2 separate regions of the Homo sapiens genome follow, and region 1 is linked to region 2. A link is a loop called in an ENCODE intact Hi-C map of the cell type or tissue named here. Cell type or tissue: heart left ventricle. All regions are shown on one strand. Each heading gives the region's core, and the rest is flanking DNA. Links, peaks and the distances in the headings are about the cores only.

What was found. Hi-C counts contacts between places; a loop is a spot of excess contacts. Peaks named below come from ENCODE experiments on the same cell type or tissue, not always from the same donor. Only the 100,000 strongest peaks of a DNase experiment are listed, where the experiment ranks them.
Region 1: it touches region 2 in a loop (6-fold over the local background); 64 of 110 quality-filtered maps call a loop at or near these places.

Annotation. Positions count from the first base shown.
Region 1 is chr2:177,594,196-177,602,530 of GRCh38, reverse strand. LOC124906098 (a long non-coding RNA gene) reads left to right here. Exons shown (of 3, transcript XR_007087317.1): 3 at 4,398-6,123. Among named protein-coding and RNA genes, the nearest start is that of IFT70A-AS1, 4.7 kb to the left of the region's middle. In heart left ventricle, for the core only: a CTCF peak has its summit at 4,064; a DNase peak (open chromatin) is centred at 4,009; H3K4me3 peaks cover 526 bases.
Region 2 is chr2:177,330,845-177,339,179 of GRCh38, reverse strand. LOC100130691 (Putative uncharacterized protein FLJ44553) reads left to right here. Exons shown (of 9, transcript NR_026966.1): 2 at 481-582; 3 at 4,651-4,787; 4 at 6,929-7,038; 5 at 7,524-7,608. Among named protein-coding and RNA genes, the nearest start is that of MIR6512, 21 kb to the right of the region's middle. RefSeq lists an enhancer at 1-1,174. In heart left ventricle, for the core only: CTCF peaks have their summits at 3,833, 4,038 (motif pointing left) and 6,654 (motif pointing right); no DNase peak of the experiment used is centred there; H3K4me3 peaks cover 496 bases; H3K27ac peaks cover 291 bases.

The DNA.
Region 1 (8,335 bases), core at 303-8,302, 260 kb before region 2:
CTTTTTACCACGGGTGCTCTAAGAACACACCACCCTTTTAGAATCAACATTAAAGGTAGTTGAGTTCTTCTGAAAACTTTGCCTGGGTAAAACATTAGTGTAAATCTGTGCTACTTTGAGCATGCCACATTTACCCTCATAGGCCTTGTATGTGGCAAACGACGAAGAGACCTTCAGTGTTGTACTTCCTCTTGCTCAAACATCTGTTGATTTTTAACATTTGATTTTCTGCAGGTCAGGGTCTGCTTTAAGATTTGAAAGTGGCTCCTTTGAATGCGTAAAATACAATTTAACTACAGCTCTGTAGCATTTCTAGAGCCAAAACCCCATGGGCGACACAGCAAGAACTGGCAACCTCCCTACTCTAGCCCCATACACAAAAGGCCCGGAGGAGGATCAGAATGGCCCTTGGGTAACATAGCTCCTTTAATATTCTAGCAATAATTTTCTTCTCCCCTGCTCTCCTCCCAGAGCAGAACAGGAAAGAAACCAAACACTGTCCTATACAAAAATGGGGCCTAATGCCCCAAGGGGGGAAAGGAGGAGAGAGAGAAGAGGAAAGGTACCTTGCAAATTTGGGAAATACTTCTCAATATCAATGTAAACGCTATCATCCCAGAGCCTGGCACAGTGGCTCACGCCTGTAATCTCAGCACTTTGGGAGGCCGAGGTGGGCGGATCACTTGAGGCCAGGAGTTCAAGACCAGCCTGGCCAACATGGTGAAACCCTGTCTCTACTAAAAATACAAAAATTAGTCAGGAGTGGTAGTGGGTGCCTGTAATCCCAGCTACCCAGGAGGCTGAGGCAAAGGAGAATCACTTGAACCTGGGATGCAGAGTTTGCAGTGAGCCGAGATTGTGACCCTGCACTCCAGCCTGGGCGACAGAGCGACACTCTGTCTCAAAATAAATAAATAAGTAATAAACTATATTTTTCCTGAAAATGAATGTGGCCATTGGATGAGACTGGCAGACACAGCATAAGAGGTGAAGGGATGAGCACGCCTATAGCTCACCCTGGTAGAAATATTGAAAAATAAATCTGACCAGTAGACTTCAGACCCACCCTTCTCCATGCAACAAGAAATGCCCCCCGCCCCCCGACCACCACACACCTTATTGTTTCGTGAGGTTTAAATAGGAACAGCCATCACTAACCATTTGGTCGAAGTCCTGGATGGCTTCTGCAGACCAAATGACTAGGGGTGTTTGGGAGTGGAGTTTTCCTGAAAGGAATGGGTGTGCACCTGAAGGCTGATGGGCTAGTTGTGACCTAGGTTGGGAGTAGGAATCCACAAAGGGTCTTTTTCCTGTGAGCAGGCTTATATCTTTAAAGTGCATCCCGTTTGACATTCAGGGCAAAGTCCTAATTAGCAGGGTCGTGACTTTTCCTCTGCTATATAGGTTTTTCCAAACCACATGACCTTGGATGAACTGAAGGGGCAGAGTGTCAATCTTTGGTCCAGGGGAGGGACATCACCTTATCAAGTGGACCTGGACTCAGAGAGGTCAAGACAGAAAGTAGAATGAGGCTGTCTCCTTTCTCAGTCAGTGAGAGTTAGCTGCCCTTTGAAAAAGGAAAGGGCTGAGACTGGACATTCAGGTAACTGAAAGAAGCTGGGCTCCTATTGTGGCCTAGCAGGGGCCCTGCACTTCTTGTGTTCACCTTCAAAAGGAATTCTTTGGAAGGGGCATTCTGGAGCAAATCACCACCCAGTTTCTAAAACACCAAGGACACAGATAGCCTTAATGTTTCCCTCAGCGTAACTAAACTTCAGACGGGCTTCTTCCTGACTTGAGGCTCTGACCTCTCTTTTCTTAGAGCTTTTTTTTTTCTGAAACAGGGTCTTGCTTTGTCACCCAGGCTGGAGTGCAGTGGTGCTATCATAGCTCACTGTAGCCTTGACCTCCTGGGCTCAAGTGATCCTCCTACTTCAGCCTCTGGAGTAGCTGGGACCACAGGAGCGCACCAGCAGGCGTGACTATTGTTTTTTTTTTTTTTTAAATTGAGTCTCACTATGTTGGCCAGGCTGTATTTTCTTTAGGAAACTTTTAATTGTAAATTTGTTCTCTGCTCCTTTGAGATATACGTAAATCTTTTAAAACATCCCTTGCCAGTTTTACTACCCAGAAATGTGTTTGTCAAGGATCTAGGATCCATGTCTTTGAAATATAATCATCAAAGAAGATAGCTTTGAGCCTCATAACATATCCTGTGGAATGACAGGAACCTAACTTCAGTGGGTGCCTTGCTCCAAGTTGTAAAACTACCACCTGTCATAAAGATATGAGAAGTTTGCTTTCCTTTGGGTAAAGCCAGTTAGCAAACACAGATAGCTCACACATCTCCCTCTCACTCCAGCATTCAAAAACACACTGTTTCCAGTGGAGTTGAATTCAGACAAAGTTCTGGCCTCTCTCCCCTATTGCAATAGCCTTGAATAAAGTCTTTCTTGCCTGTTTAAATTTTGGGGGTGCCACTTTTGCTTTAACGTCAAAAATGTAAATAAACTCAACTAAAATGTATTGTGTCCCTATAAACCCCGGTTGTTTTGCAGCATGAAAAGATCCATGATTAAACTGCAAAAGGCAAAATGCCTCTTGGTTTGTGCATCTTCCTGGGGGATCATGGGACAGTGAGTTACAGTTGACACAGGAAGGAGGGATGTCACCACTATCGTAACTGAAACATTGTCAGGGAGCAGCAAGAGGCTGGCTGGAGCTGGGCTGGGACAGAGCACCTGCCTCACCCCAGGCACAACTCTAAGCACTTTGCAAATAATTCCTCATTTAATTCTTACAACAACCTTATGAAACAGATTTTATTAGTAGCCCCATGTTTTCAGGTAAGGTACACCTCTGTCACCACAGACATTTGGTAAGCATAGAACAACTGGCACTTTGGTTCCAGGATTTGTGTTTTAACCACTAGCTTATACTTCTAGATTCTGCAGCTAGAACCAAAGAGCACAAAACCCCAAGGCGTGGTAGCGGGCCCACTGAGACCTGATCAGGTAACCAGGTACATGTCAGAGAAGTCTCTATGTCTCTACCAGAGAGCAGTTTCCTATTTCAGGACTAAAGCAGCCCACAACAGGGCCACCACAGCATCTACCTGTGATGTCCCCTGTCTCACAGAATAGGACAATTCTGCATCTCACCAATTCCTAAGGTCAGAGGGGGTTTCTTCATAAAAGGCTATGTAGGTTCTTCCTATAAATCTGCCTTCACATGACCACAAGGCTGGCAGTTCTAGGAAAAAAGCCTGTTTTTCTGCAAAGGGTGAACAAAGGTGGCAGTGTCTGAGAACAATTGAACAGTATCAAAGCTGCTTCCTCCAGGCAGTTCTGAGGTGACCCTGGCTGATCTCTGCAGTACGTGCTGAAACTGAAATAGCCTTGACTACCATCAAGGGCAAACTAGATTCTGCACTCAGTATGCTGAGTACCTTTTCCCCTTGCCACTTGCTCCCTTACAACTTACTTTCTTCCCTTGCTGCTTCAAAAAGTGTGGGAGAAGCCCTTTGATAGAGCAAGCTGATGCTTGCACAAAGAGAAGTAAAATTGCTTTTGCACCTCAACTACACAAAAACTAATCCCTTTACTGGGTCCCCAAGGCCCCCAGTGTAGCCCCTGGATGTCTCTGCCTGGATGGCTGTAGGCTGGGGCACCAGGTTCACCATTTCATTCTTTGAACCTTCCTTTTTCCATCTGTGAAAAGAGAATCTCAATATTTTGCCTAGTACTCTCCAGAGCTGTTATGAGGCTCAAATGAGATAATGTATGTAAAGCACTTTATAAACTGTAAAATGCTTTACAAATGTAAGGGATTATTATAAACCACAATACACTGATGTTTTATGCTTTTATAAAACTACTGGCTGGAACTGCTGTAAGGGGAATCCCTCTGGTGATTTTTATTTTGGAAACAGGAGGACTTGGGTTTGCCTCCTTGCCAGGAATTGGATTCCTGGCAGCAGCTGTTTATTCCATTTCACTCCGCAACACACATATGGCCACAGCACGCCTCCTGCAGAGCTGACAATATGTACTACTGTGTTTGAGCACATCCACGGAAAGCATCCTTTCTCCACCCTCACTATTTCTAACTTGCCAAGTCTAACACCTAGGAAATACAGACTTTCAAATCGCATTTCACCACAGCAACATTTGTTTTCTTAGATGAGGTTTTTCCTCCTTAGCAACCAGAATTTTGCAGTCAAACTTTCACCACGAAAACAGTTTTCTCTTGAGCAGATTGAAAAAATTGGATGCTGCTTTATTCAACCTTTGCCATGGTTAAAATGAAAATGATATTAATATTTGTCCTGAGACCGGGCTTGGACCAGCTGAAAAGGATTAAAGTACTAACACGTTCTTTTTTCCTTGTACCTGCAGTGCACAGATAGACTGGACCAGCGCTGGGTGACGGTGCTCAATCTTTCTGCTGCAATGGAATGGAGTGCACTGACGCTCTGCACAAATATCTGCACAGGGCAGTGTTATAGATAACCACTCACTGCTCCCTGAGGGGCTTGAGATCATTCGATGTCTAAGAACTACTACTGGCTTGTAAATGTCAAGAGAAATTATGAACATTTGTAGAAAAGTAACTGTTTGACTAATTTCCTGTTCCATGGAGCAAACACACTGCCCCATGTATTTAGAATCTGGTGCTGACAGCCAGGCCATGGCAAGCTTCAAGGTTATAGGATCATAAATGGGATTAGATAAGCCAGACAGTGCGGCTCAGACTCCAGCACTTTAAAAATATTATTAAAACCCCAGGAAAGGCAAACAATTTTGAAGGGAAAGTAAGATATAACAGACTCCCACCAAGAGAGAAAAGAATCTTGGATATGATACTGGAACTTGGTAACCCCTTCCCCCACCCACCCCCCGCTGCCCCCGCCAGAGCACTTCCAGAGTGTATGTTAGTTAGCATCAATCAACATTTTAGGACATAAGACATAATGCAACAAGTCATGCTTTGTAGCTCAGACAGATTTTTCTATTTGATTTGATCCATGACGAAAAAAAAAAATTTTAAGGAAAGAACAAAGAAAACTTACTGAGAAAACCAAAATCGACAATAAGAAGTCGCAGTTCCAGAGAGCAGAATGCAGTGCCCCACCTGGAAGCCTTTGTGTTTTAAATTATCTGTTTCTTTTTAATTGACCAGATTAATTATTTCCACCTTGCTACTTGGCAGGTAGGGTCACTATTCCTTTTTACAGCATTAATGAACTCATTCACTTTTTTTTCCATGTAATTAAGACTATGAGTTGCAGATCACATTCTTAAATCGGCTTAGTGTACAGCCAATTCAGTCTTTATTAAACAAAATATATGACATCAGGTATTTCTCACTGAAAAAGAGTGTTGAGTTTCTACTGAGTTTTCCTCCAGTTGAGAGAGGAGAGTGGTGACTTTGTTCTTTTTATTTTTTGGAGAAGAAACACAGACCTTGTAAAGGTTGTAGCCTCCAGGGTGGTGTTTCATTCTTAATAGACTCAAAGTCTGGAGATTTAAAGGGCAGCTGATGGATTCATGTTCAGGTATTTCTATTGCCACCAAAATTCTGACCAGGTCCTTTCATGAGCTATTTGAAAAGAAATAACTTTGGGTATGCTGTTAAGTTAGTTATGTGAAATATATTGCCCTCTTCTGTTAGCTTTATTTCTAGGCCATTTAGGAAGCCCTAGGAATATTAAGAGTTTCTCAGTACATTGACTACAGTAGCCGAACACAGTACAGAAGGCCGTTTGCGGTGTCTACAGTCCTCCAGAGAGCAAACTTTAAGGCAATGCAAACTATCTCCCAAAGCATTTGGTTTCATTCAAGACTTCTGGATCTCAAGTTGATTCCCAGAGGAACTCAATTTGGAAGTAAAGGGTAAGGTGCTTTAATCTTTCCAGGACCCAAATGAGATTTCCTCCATTAAATTGAGTCTGGTGGAGCACCTGATCGAGAGAGAAACTGATGGGCAGACATCAAGAAATTGATGAACAGACATCTTAATGCTGGTCCTCTTTGCCACTAGCAAAAGACAAGCAACATACATTTAAAATATTAGGAATACCAGTGCATTGTTTTTACATATTAAAAGCTTGTGAGAAATTCATTGCATTGTCTGAATACAATGGGATTGGAATCAAAGGTACAGCAACTGATGTTTTTCCATTTATTACTCCACTTCTTAGTAGAAATGGAATCTTCTAGTTACAGGTAATAACTCTGTGACAAAAATACTCAAGTATGTAACATAACTTAGTTCCTAATTTTTTAAATGGAACCTATATTTGGCAATCTTCTGTCCCACAGTTGTAAAACTTGATGGTATTCTTATTTTGTTTACTGAGATTTCAGGTGGTTAACTGCTGTATTTCCTTCCAACCCAAAATTCAAGTGTAGTAATGATATCCATGTGCTTCAAAAAAGGTATGTTGGCCTGTGGTTATGTTTTAAACAGGTGCCTAAACACACATACTCACATAGGGTCACGGAGTCACCTGGAATGGCATTTCATCTTGGTCTCATGCACAGCAGACTGCACCCTGACAAAAAACATTCAAAGCTAATAGCAGCGTGGCTTAGGGTAACTCTGTCTTTTGCATTAAAAATGATAGTGTAAATGCTTCTTATCCATTGTTGTGATGGCTTGAAACAGTGTGCAGTCTTTATACAAACAGGCCATTTCAAATCCATGTTATAGGCATGTGTGGGAATGGCAGTGATGAGAAGAAAAACATCAATTTCAGGGAGTTGGAGTCTTTATGCATGCTGTTAGAGTCCTCTTTGTGGCTTGTACCCAAATTGTTTTGTGCTGGATACAGCTGAAGCCTGGGTCTCTGGAAAGCACAGTGATTAAAGGGAAATGTGCTCAGAGAAATAAGGCTTTCAACTTCTAGGAAGCCAACCAAACTTGGGAACCACCTCAATGTATTACCAGTCCTGGCTGGGCCAATTTCACCACAGGGACACAGTCATTTTCAATGACAGTGACTCCATTGCTCTGCCCCTCCAGAAATGCAATGCCAAGAAGCAAAAACATCTGTCTTGGGGAAATCTTTGGGCATCATAAAAGTTCCCTGCTCTCCCTTCAACCAGATTTTCCTCCTGCGCTGGCATGGAGGGCTGCCAGACACAGCACTTGGGGAAGCCTGCACATTAAGATGGCCAGCTCGGCTACCCTCCGTTCTGGGCTAGGTCCTCTGGAGTCTTATTTTCAGCAATCCCTCCCCTCTGTGCCTCCCTCCCTCCCTTTCCCACAATTAACTTACCTCCTTCCAGGCTGGAGTTGGGATCAGGACCTTTGGGGACACAAAGGGGAGAAAAATAGGAATGATGTCTGGGTTAGGTCTTGAGAGTTTATTCCACTGTATGAAATACTCCATACACCGTTTAAGAATAATAACCATGAGGGATCTATCTAGTGATTGCAGTGCTGGTTTTTGGTTGTCTGATGTTTGGTATAAATGCTATTTTATGCATTCAAATACAGATATATTTATTGGTGTAATAATGTTATTTTGGTCATCAGTTAACTTGGTTCTCCCTTTCCAATTCTACCCCGCCTGTCTCCTACCTATCTCCTGTGGGCGGCAAGCCACCCAGGTGCCGAGGCAAGAGACCGAGGGCACGAGCTGTTCCAGTGTAATAAAATATATAAAATAAGAATAGTTATACTAGATATAGATCATAGATATGATTATATATGAATATAATTAATCACTAGCTTGTAGCAATTACTCTTTATTCCAATATTATAACAATCCTTGCTCTACAATTATAACCTAGGAAAAACCAGGCCATACAGAGATAGGAGCTGAAGGGGCACAGTGAGAAGTGACCAGAAGACAAGAGTGTGAGCCCTCTGTCACACCTCGACAGGGCCACTACAGGGCTCCTGGGTCTAGCGGTAACGCCAGTGTCTGGGAAGATGCCCGTTACCAAGCGAACCGTGGTCTAGCGGTAGCGTCAGTGCCAAGGAAGAACACCCGCTACTTAGCAGACTGGGAAAGGGAGTCTCCCTTTCCCAGGGGCAGTTTAGAGAAGACTCTACTCCTTCACCTCTTGTGGAGGGCCTGTTATCTGGAGTCCTAACCGTCTCCCTGTGATGCTGTGCTTCAGTGGTCACGCTCCTAGTCTGCTTTCATGTTCCATCCTGTACACCTGGCTCTGCCTTTTAGATAGCAGTAGCAAAATTAGTGAAAGTACTAAAAGTCTCTGATATGCAGAAATAATGGTGTAAGCTGTCTCCTCTTTCTGTCTCTCTGCCTCGGCTGCCAAACAGGGAAGGGCCCCCTGTCCAGTGGACATGTGACTCACGTGAC
Region 2 (8,335 bases), core at 289-8,288:
GGATTTTAATTTTTTCCTCTCAAATCAATTGGACATAGTGAATACCCCATGAGACACTCACACGTAAGCTAGAGAGGGACAGCAGTGTGACAGACGTAAGTAGCAGGAGAATACAAGCAACGTGCTCACTAAACTCACTCATCCTCAGGACTATCCAGGCCTGGTGAGTTATGAGCCTGAATTAACACCTGGATCCTGATAGACAATTACGACGCAAAGTCACTTGGTGTCTCAGGGTTAGGTGTTCCACTGGGACCTAGTAGCAAGCCTCTAATATCCAAAGAGGTCCACCAAAATAGTACCTCTTCATATTGGTAAGGAGCTCAGGTACAACAGTTTATCTCTCACTTTAGAATTATAGCCAAACATGTTCTGTATACCACTGGACCCTTGAAAAATTCCCACTCGAGCGCTCATGTATTTTTTTCAAGGTATCCAAGGTATTTATTGCTTTCTACTCTTTTGTCCCCACTTGTATAGGATGAATAATCTGATATCATGTGAAATGAGGAAATAAGAAGCTTTCTGCTGACTTCATTTTGACCCAGGGTCCAAAAGGTGATGTAATCCTGTGGCAAGAAGGTAAAGCTATATTCTTGTCCGTACCAGATGAAAGTGAACTATCTCTGCTTCATCATTCACAACTGTCCTAATAAATGGCCACAAGTCCCTTTGTATTCCAGGAGGTAGACTCAAGTAGGCACTTCCTCGAGGGTACTCAGATTTCCTTTAACTGTGTCTGAGAACGCATTCATATCTGGAAATTGGATACCGTCTCTCTTTTCTAGACATAAAGGTTTTGTTTGTTTGCTTGTTTGCTATACAAATCAAGTAGAACCTTAGTGACTGCTTATTTATTTCAGTCCTGGGGACTCCATGATCAGTTAGTCACCTCCCAAGAATCCATGAGTCAGAGCATTCTAATTTTCACACTGACCTACTAACTTTCAACTTAGCCCCATGCAAATGTGCTACCTAGACCATGTCACTCTGGGATCCTGCCATCCCTCTGAAACTCAGTAAGCCAAATTCAACTGTAGCCTTTTTTCAGCATCATCGCTGGTCTACGTGAAACGTTCTCTAAATCACTTTTATACTGACCCTTCCCTCATAGATTTGTTTCTCAAGGCCTTTGTAAAGAGTGTTTTCTGGACCTTCTTATGATTTTTATTTTAATTAGAGACAGGGTCTCGATATGTTGCCCAGGCTGGCCTCAAACTCCTGGGTGAAGTGATCCTCCCACCTCAGCCTCCCAAGTAGCTGGGACAGGTGTGAGCCACTGCAACTGGCTAGACCCTTTTTTGGAAGACAAAATTGAGGTGGGTGGTTGGGTCAGATATGACAAATCTAATCCAGCATTCCTGTCTCCTAAAATTTAAAATTTTGTTCATTTACATTTTACCTAAGAGATTTGCATCTCAACTTTATTTTGTATGACTCACCCCTCAGTCTAAATGTCAATGAACATTTAGCAGAGCAAACAGAATTATTCCTAGCTTCTCAAACTAGAATAATCCAGAATCTCTTGTAAGCCCTATTAGTAAATTCAACCCAATCTCAAATCATGTCCTCTTCTTCTTCATTCAACATTCTTAAAATCAATTCTAACTCACATCCCACAGATTAATTAGCAAAGTTCTTCAATTTCTTTGGTGCTTGAGATATATCTTACTGAGCTTCACTTTGTAAACTAGCCTCTTGAAGCACAGTAGAATTTTTTTGGGGGTTGGGGCGGGGGACGGAGTCTTGCTCTGTCACCCAGGCTGGAGTACAGTGGCGTGATCTTGGCTCACCACAACCTCCACTTCCTGGGTTCAAGCAATTCTCCTTGCCTCAGCCTCGCGAGTAGCTGGGATTACAGGCACCTGCCATCATCCCTGGCTAATCTTTTGTTATTTTTTTGTAGAGACAGGGTTTCACCATATTGGCCAGGCTGGTCTCAAACTCCTGACCTCAGGTGATCCGCCCACCTCAGCCTCCCAAAGTGCTGGGATTACAGGTGTGAGCCACCGCGCCCAGCGAGTTTGACTCTAATTACAGATCTGGAGATAGTGCAGAGTAAGAGTAGGGTATAAGAGAACCTCCTATAAGGTAACTCCCTCAAACTAGGGAGTTTCAGCCTCTTCAAACAAAGGAGAAATAGCTTTATAATAAAAGCTTCAGCTGCAAAGAAGGCTGAGAGTTTGGGGGCAAGGAATCTCTGCGTTCTTCAAATTCTCCCCTATATAGCATTTTAATTTTAAAGATCTTACTCTTTCGGAATCAGCACTTTAACATATGCTCTTCTAAGACCCCAGGTAAGGAGGTGAATTCGACTGATTTGCAAATCAGCAATCAACAAGAACAAATATTGGTTTATAGCTATCTCCATCCTAGGGCTATAAAAGTTTCTTTTAACAAATTCACAGCTTGGGTTTCAGTTCATGTTTTAAGATGAGAATTTAGAGATTTTCATTTGTTAATGTCTTCAAATGAAGCAGCTAGCCTTAGCACCCAGCTCTTGAATTCCTCATTTCCTTCATACTGTTCTGTGACAACAGCAATTCTCTCCCCCATGGTCTTGTCTTTAATACCCAACTCAATCCTAATGCTCACAGGCATTAATTTCATTAGCTATTTTACTACTATAAGCTGTGGGTTTCCAGAGTCTCATCTTTGAATATTAATTGGTTTTTATTATCTTCAAACACAATGAGTCTGCATACCCAGATTCTCCTGATTTCCCTGAAAGTCTGTTGTGTGTAACCGAATCCCCATTACCAGTTTCTGTACAAGTCAGAATTCCTATTTGCCAGCATTAGTAACCAATTCTAGGTAGATTAAATAGAATGGAATTTACTGAAAGAGTAACAGTATCTATATACAAAGTTATTTGGGAAAGTTAAAAATCAGGCTCAGAAATCAGACAGGAGCCAAAGGAGGCTGGCAGCAGATGAATCAGCCAAGGACCACTGAAGGAATAGTCTGATTAGAATGCTGCCAGAACTTGGTGAAGAACTGTTATAGGAAGAGCCTAAATAGAAACTAAGGACAGTGCCACCACCAGACATTCTCTTCTCCTGAATTACTGACATCATCACTGTCTCAGTAGATAGCTTGATGGTTTCTGCATCTTTGCATCACTCCTTCTGGATTCAATGTGGGAATCCCACTGGACAAACTTCAGTTATGTGCTGATGTCCTTGCTGTCTAGAAGAGGAAGATATGCCTTTTTTCAGTTCCTATAACAGGAAAAGTGTTGAGATGCCAAATACCAAAGCACACAAACCCCAGACACACAAACACATCCAGGACACCATACTTGGGTTTGTTTCTGGACTCACTGTTTTATTGGTTTGTTTGTTTATTTTGCTGTCATTATGCTACTGTTTTAATTTCAGCTGTTTTATCTTTTTTAAAAAATCTAGCAGTTAAAATCCTCCTTCCTCTCAAATGGTTGTCTTTTTTTCTTGACTCTTTTCAGTTTAACTTTTCTCAAGGAACTTCAGAACTCTTTTGTAAAGTTTCAAAAAAAATTCCATTGGCATTTCCATTGGAATTGTATTATATTTATGAATATATTTGGGGAATAATTAAAAAATTTTTAAATGCCGAGTGTTCTTATCCAAGAACATGGTATATCTCTGTTTAAGCCTTGGCAATTTTATAGTTGTCTTCACATAGATTTGACATACTTATTAAGTTTATGTTTTTGTTATTCTGGTAATTACAATTTTTTCCACTTTGTTTTCCTTTAAAAGAGTTTCAAAGCCCCCCTTTTGGACCACAGAAAATCTTAACGTGTTATAACCTAACTATGCAAATAGCTCTGTGATTCTAATTTCTCTTTTAAGCAATATAAATCATTGAACTACATTCTTCCTATGTTTATCCAGCTTTCCTTACCAAATTAAATCTCATACTTTGTAGTGTAAATTTGAGTTTGAAAGTTAAAGGTAAAGAATGTTTTCCAGGGGACTAAAACAGGAAAAATACTGTCAACAGAATTGAATAAATTGGAAGATGGAGGCCACTGCGCTAGTACTACAGTGCCCCCTAGTGGAAAAAAGGAAGCATGGGCATGTTTATACCAAGAATGACCCCAGTCTCTCTTCCACAGGCAATTAGAATCTGGAGGTGTGTTAGTGGTCAACTAGGTCAACTCCTCTGGCTTCCAAAAAGGGAAACTGAGAAACAAAATGAAGAAATGACTGGCCCAAATTCACATTGTCAACCCAAGGCTTAAATCCAAGATTCCTAACTCTCATTTTTCTTCCTTTTTGCTACCCTTTCTTTTTTCTTCCTTCCTAGTTCAAAATATATTGTGCTCTTATTATAAAGCACAATATATTCTAGGAATGTGTTCTAGGAATACAGATATAAAGAAGATTTAGTCGTTGCCTTCAAATCTAGTTTTACTTCAAGCCTAATTTTTTTAGCCATTTTCAGGGAATGAATTTGTTGGGGAATGACCAAACAACTATGCAGGGGAAGGTTCTCAATCATCCACAAATTGACTCACAATATGATTAATTAATTATTGAGTTTTAACTGGAAAGTACAATCACAAATGTGAAAATTGCCCTTGATCAGATTCAGACCATTTCATGAGGAGGTAAGGCATACTTTCAAATGGCCTGCATTAACCTTAATCTTATTTCTCCTTTGCAGATTCAAAACTGTGGACTATCTTGCAAAAAATACAAGAAGATATTGAAAGTTTTCATGAGTGCCTACCACCTAATCTCAAACACTATCATTCATATGTGCCTCATTGAGCAAATCTTTAATGAGGATCTATATGCCAGGTATGTGCTAAGCTCTGTGCTTAGTGTGGCAAAGAGAACAGATATGGCCTTGAGGTTTCTGCTCTCACAAAGCTTATAGTCTCCTATTTGTGTATGTGTAATTCTCTAAAGCTCAGGAAAGCTGTTTTCCTCATTTTTCTTTGGCATCATATTTTTAGGCTATAGAAATCAGAAAGTACGCAAACATTTTCTAAAATTACTCTGCCCCACAAAAAGGGAAACAAAAATAACAATTTGGGGCCAGACAGAACTGGATTTGAATTCCAAGCCTGCCCTTTACAAGCTATTAAACAAGCTTATTCTCTGAGCCCCTGTTGTTTTCATGAAGTGGAAATAATATGTATCCCTTGTAAGGGATCATATCCTTATTAATACCTAAATAGAGACATTACTTTTTGAGTCAAAACTATGAATTATATGGTCCATCTCCTAAAATGCAGAAAAATTATCTAAAGAGAAGCATTATTAATATTGTTCACTTAGTTTCATCAAGAATGTCACTTTCCAGAATTAATACAGACAGATATTCTTTGCCATTGACTTTTTCTTTTTTTTTTTAAATAAGGTGAAATGCTCTAACAATGGATGCCACTATAACAGAGTTTCTGTAAGGCTATTAGTTTCTTTTTCCATGGATAGTTTCCATGGCCTTGCTCCACATAAACTAAACCCTATTATTTCAGTTATGATGACTAAATCTAGTATGACCATTATTTATCTGTATAAGGGATCTTGTAGTAATCTGTGTATAAGCTTATCACTCCATCTATTTAATGATTTGACTAAGTCAAGGATCATATTTTATTTCTCTCTGTTCTCCCCTCCCAGTGGTACCTTACACAGAATTAGAGCACACTAAATGTGTTCTGAGTAAAAAGACTATCTTACTATGTGCTGTTTGACATGTAAGCTGAGAGAGAAAATTTGGCATATGTTGTAGGTAAACTTACTTTGTTTTACCTGGGAGTAGCAAGTATCAAACAGATCCTACTCCTGTTACAATCCTGCTAGAGAAAAAAAGTAGTTAAATTCCCCAGTCTCTACTCAAACCAAAACAAAACTTCAAAAATATTGAGACACAGAGAGAAGGAATAGGATGGGGTCAGGGAGGACTGGTGTTTCTGCGTAGTGTGCATGCAGCAGGCTAATGTCCTTTCCCTGTTGTAATAGCTCCGAATGTAAGCGCCACACAACACCAGGTCTATGAAAAGCCCAGGGTTTCAAGGTCAAACAAGTTTGGGAAAGCTTGCCCAGCATTTTCCTCTCTTGCAAGCTGGCAGTGGACACTGGTAAATTAAAGCCTATAAAAACTGCTTAACATTGTTTTACCTTGCAATCCCCAAATTCATTTGACCAACGTTTCACCTATAAACATCCCGCAGATCTGGTAGATTCTGTGGAAGGCACAGACTTCAGGAAACTGCTCCACTGTGTTGAAAGGACTTCTTTCTCTTGTTAATTCACACACAAAAAGCTGCCATTTTATTTCCAAATCCTACAGAACTGGGAATGTGAGCATTTCCAGCAATGTTTCAACTGTAGAAAAGTGAGACCACTTTCTGACAATTTAGAGGTCCCAGAAAGTTTATACAATTGAATTTTAGGTATGTAAGGAGTCAGTTCGAATCCAGGAAATGGCTTCCCAGCAATGCCTGGAATGTCCTCACAAAAACTGAGAAACAGATATCCAAGTCCTGTTTTGGATCTTGGAGGGACAGAGAGAGAGAAGAGAAAAACATAAATTTATAGTCCCAAATCTCATGATGTTTCTTCCAGTTTTCTACAAATAAATACACAGTATCCACTTTCCCTGAACTCCATCTTGGGACTTTATTTTTGCGTGTTTCCAATTCTCCTCTCTAGATGGCAGCACAGATGAAAAAATGCCAGAAAAACAGCAGGCCAGACTCAGCGGCAGCAAACTGCCATCAACAGCCCTCCCCCAACTCACTCTTCCTTTTTTTTTTTTTTTTTTTAAGAAACAGAATCTAAGATACGATGGCCGACACTTTTTCCCAAATAGATTTAATCAGTTACATGGGAATACAAAAAATGACTGACGACACACCGATATTAGTGATCAGGGGAACTGACTCTAACAGTGTCTCTTACATGTTACTTGTGTTTTCTGTATCTTAAAGATAATGTAGGCATTGTTCCTAAGTCATGCAGAGGGGTTGTGTAAGCATGGTCATTTGCATCATTATCCTGCACGTCTGATACAGCCAAACTCCACGCCACCTGGTTTGCTGTAAGTATTGGATTCATTTAAGATCCATAACAATGCTATTTACTGACCCTCTTGTCAACTGATGCTGTGACACTGCTGTAAAATGATCCCTATGTCACCAGATGCTGCCCTGAAACTTAGGAAGTTAGCATGAAGGTAATACTTCATTAGAAGTTTGCAATTTATGGGTGAATTAATAATGCAAGAGAAAAGGAATAGAACAGACATAGAGAGAAGACCTTTGAGGTTTACATCAAACCCCATCAAAAGAGATTTAAAAAAAAAAAAACCTTACCCTGCAGGGGTTCATTGAATCTCATCATTAATAAAATAGGGTCTATCAGCAAGATGTTTTTAACAAAATCTGCTGACAGGGAAAACATAAGAAAACTGGCCCCTACAATGTATGACATTTCAAGGGCTCAAGAGTGTTCTAAAGAAAACCAAATTGTTCATGTGTAATGAACTGGACAGAAGCTAAAAGGTGACCTGTGTCTTTTAAACAGCAACAGCAAAAGACACGGCCGGGTGCGGTGGCTCACCCCTTTAATCCCAGCACTTTGGAAGGCCGAGGCGGGCGGATCATTTGAGGTGAGGAGTTCAAGACCAGCCTAGCCAACATGGTGAAACCCAGTCTCTACTAAAAATACAAAACATTAGTGAGACGTGGTGGTGTGCTCCTGTCATCCTAGCTACTCGGGAGGCTGAGGCATAAGAATCACTTGAACCCCAGAGGCAGAGGTTGCAGTGAGCCAAGAAGGCACCACTGAACTGCAGGGGAGAAAAAAAAAAAGAAAGAAGAAAAGATCACCATGGCAATAAAAACAAATATAGTGCATAAATAAACCAACCTGAGGCCAAAACAAAAAACTAAGTGAATCTTTCATATTTAAGAAAAAAAATCAATTTTTGTTGTGTCAGAGAACTTTTAAATTCTGTCTCTATCCTTTTTGTTTTTTCTTTTTTGAGATGGAATCTCACTCTGTCACCCAGGCTGGAGTGCAATGGAGTGATCTTGGCTCACTGCAACCTCCACCTCCTGGGTTCAAGCAATTATCCTGCCTCAGCCTCCTGAGTAGCTGGGATTACAGGCATGCACCACCACACCCGGCTAATTTTTGTATTTTTAGTAGAGACAGGGTTTCACCATGTTGGTCAGGCTGGTCTCGAACTCCTGACCTCGTTATCTTCCTGCCTCAGCCTCCCAAAGTGCTGGGATTACAGGCGTGAGCCACTGTACCTGGCCCCATTTTTTTTTTTAAGTGAAAGCAGTCTTTCCACAAGATTACTCTAAACACCACATCTTTCCTTAAATGAG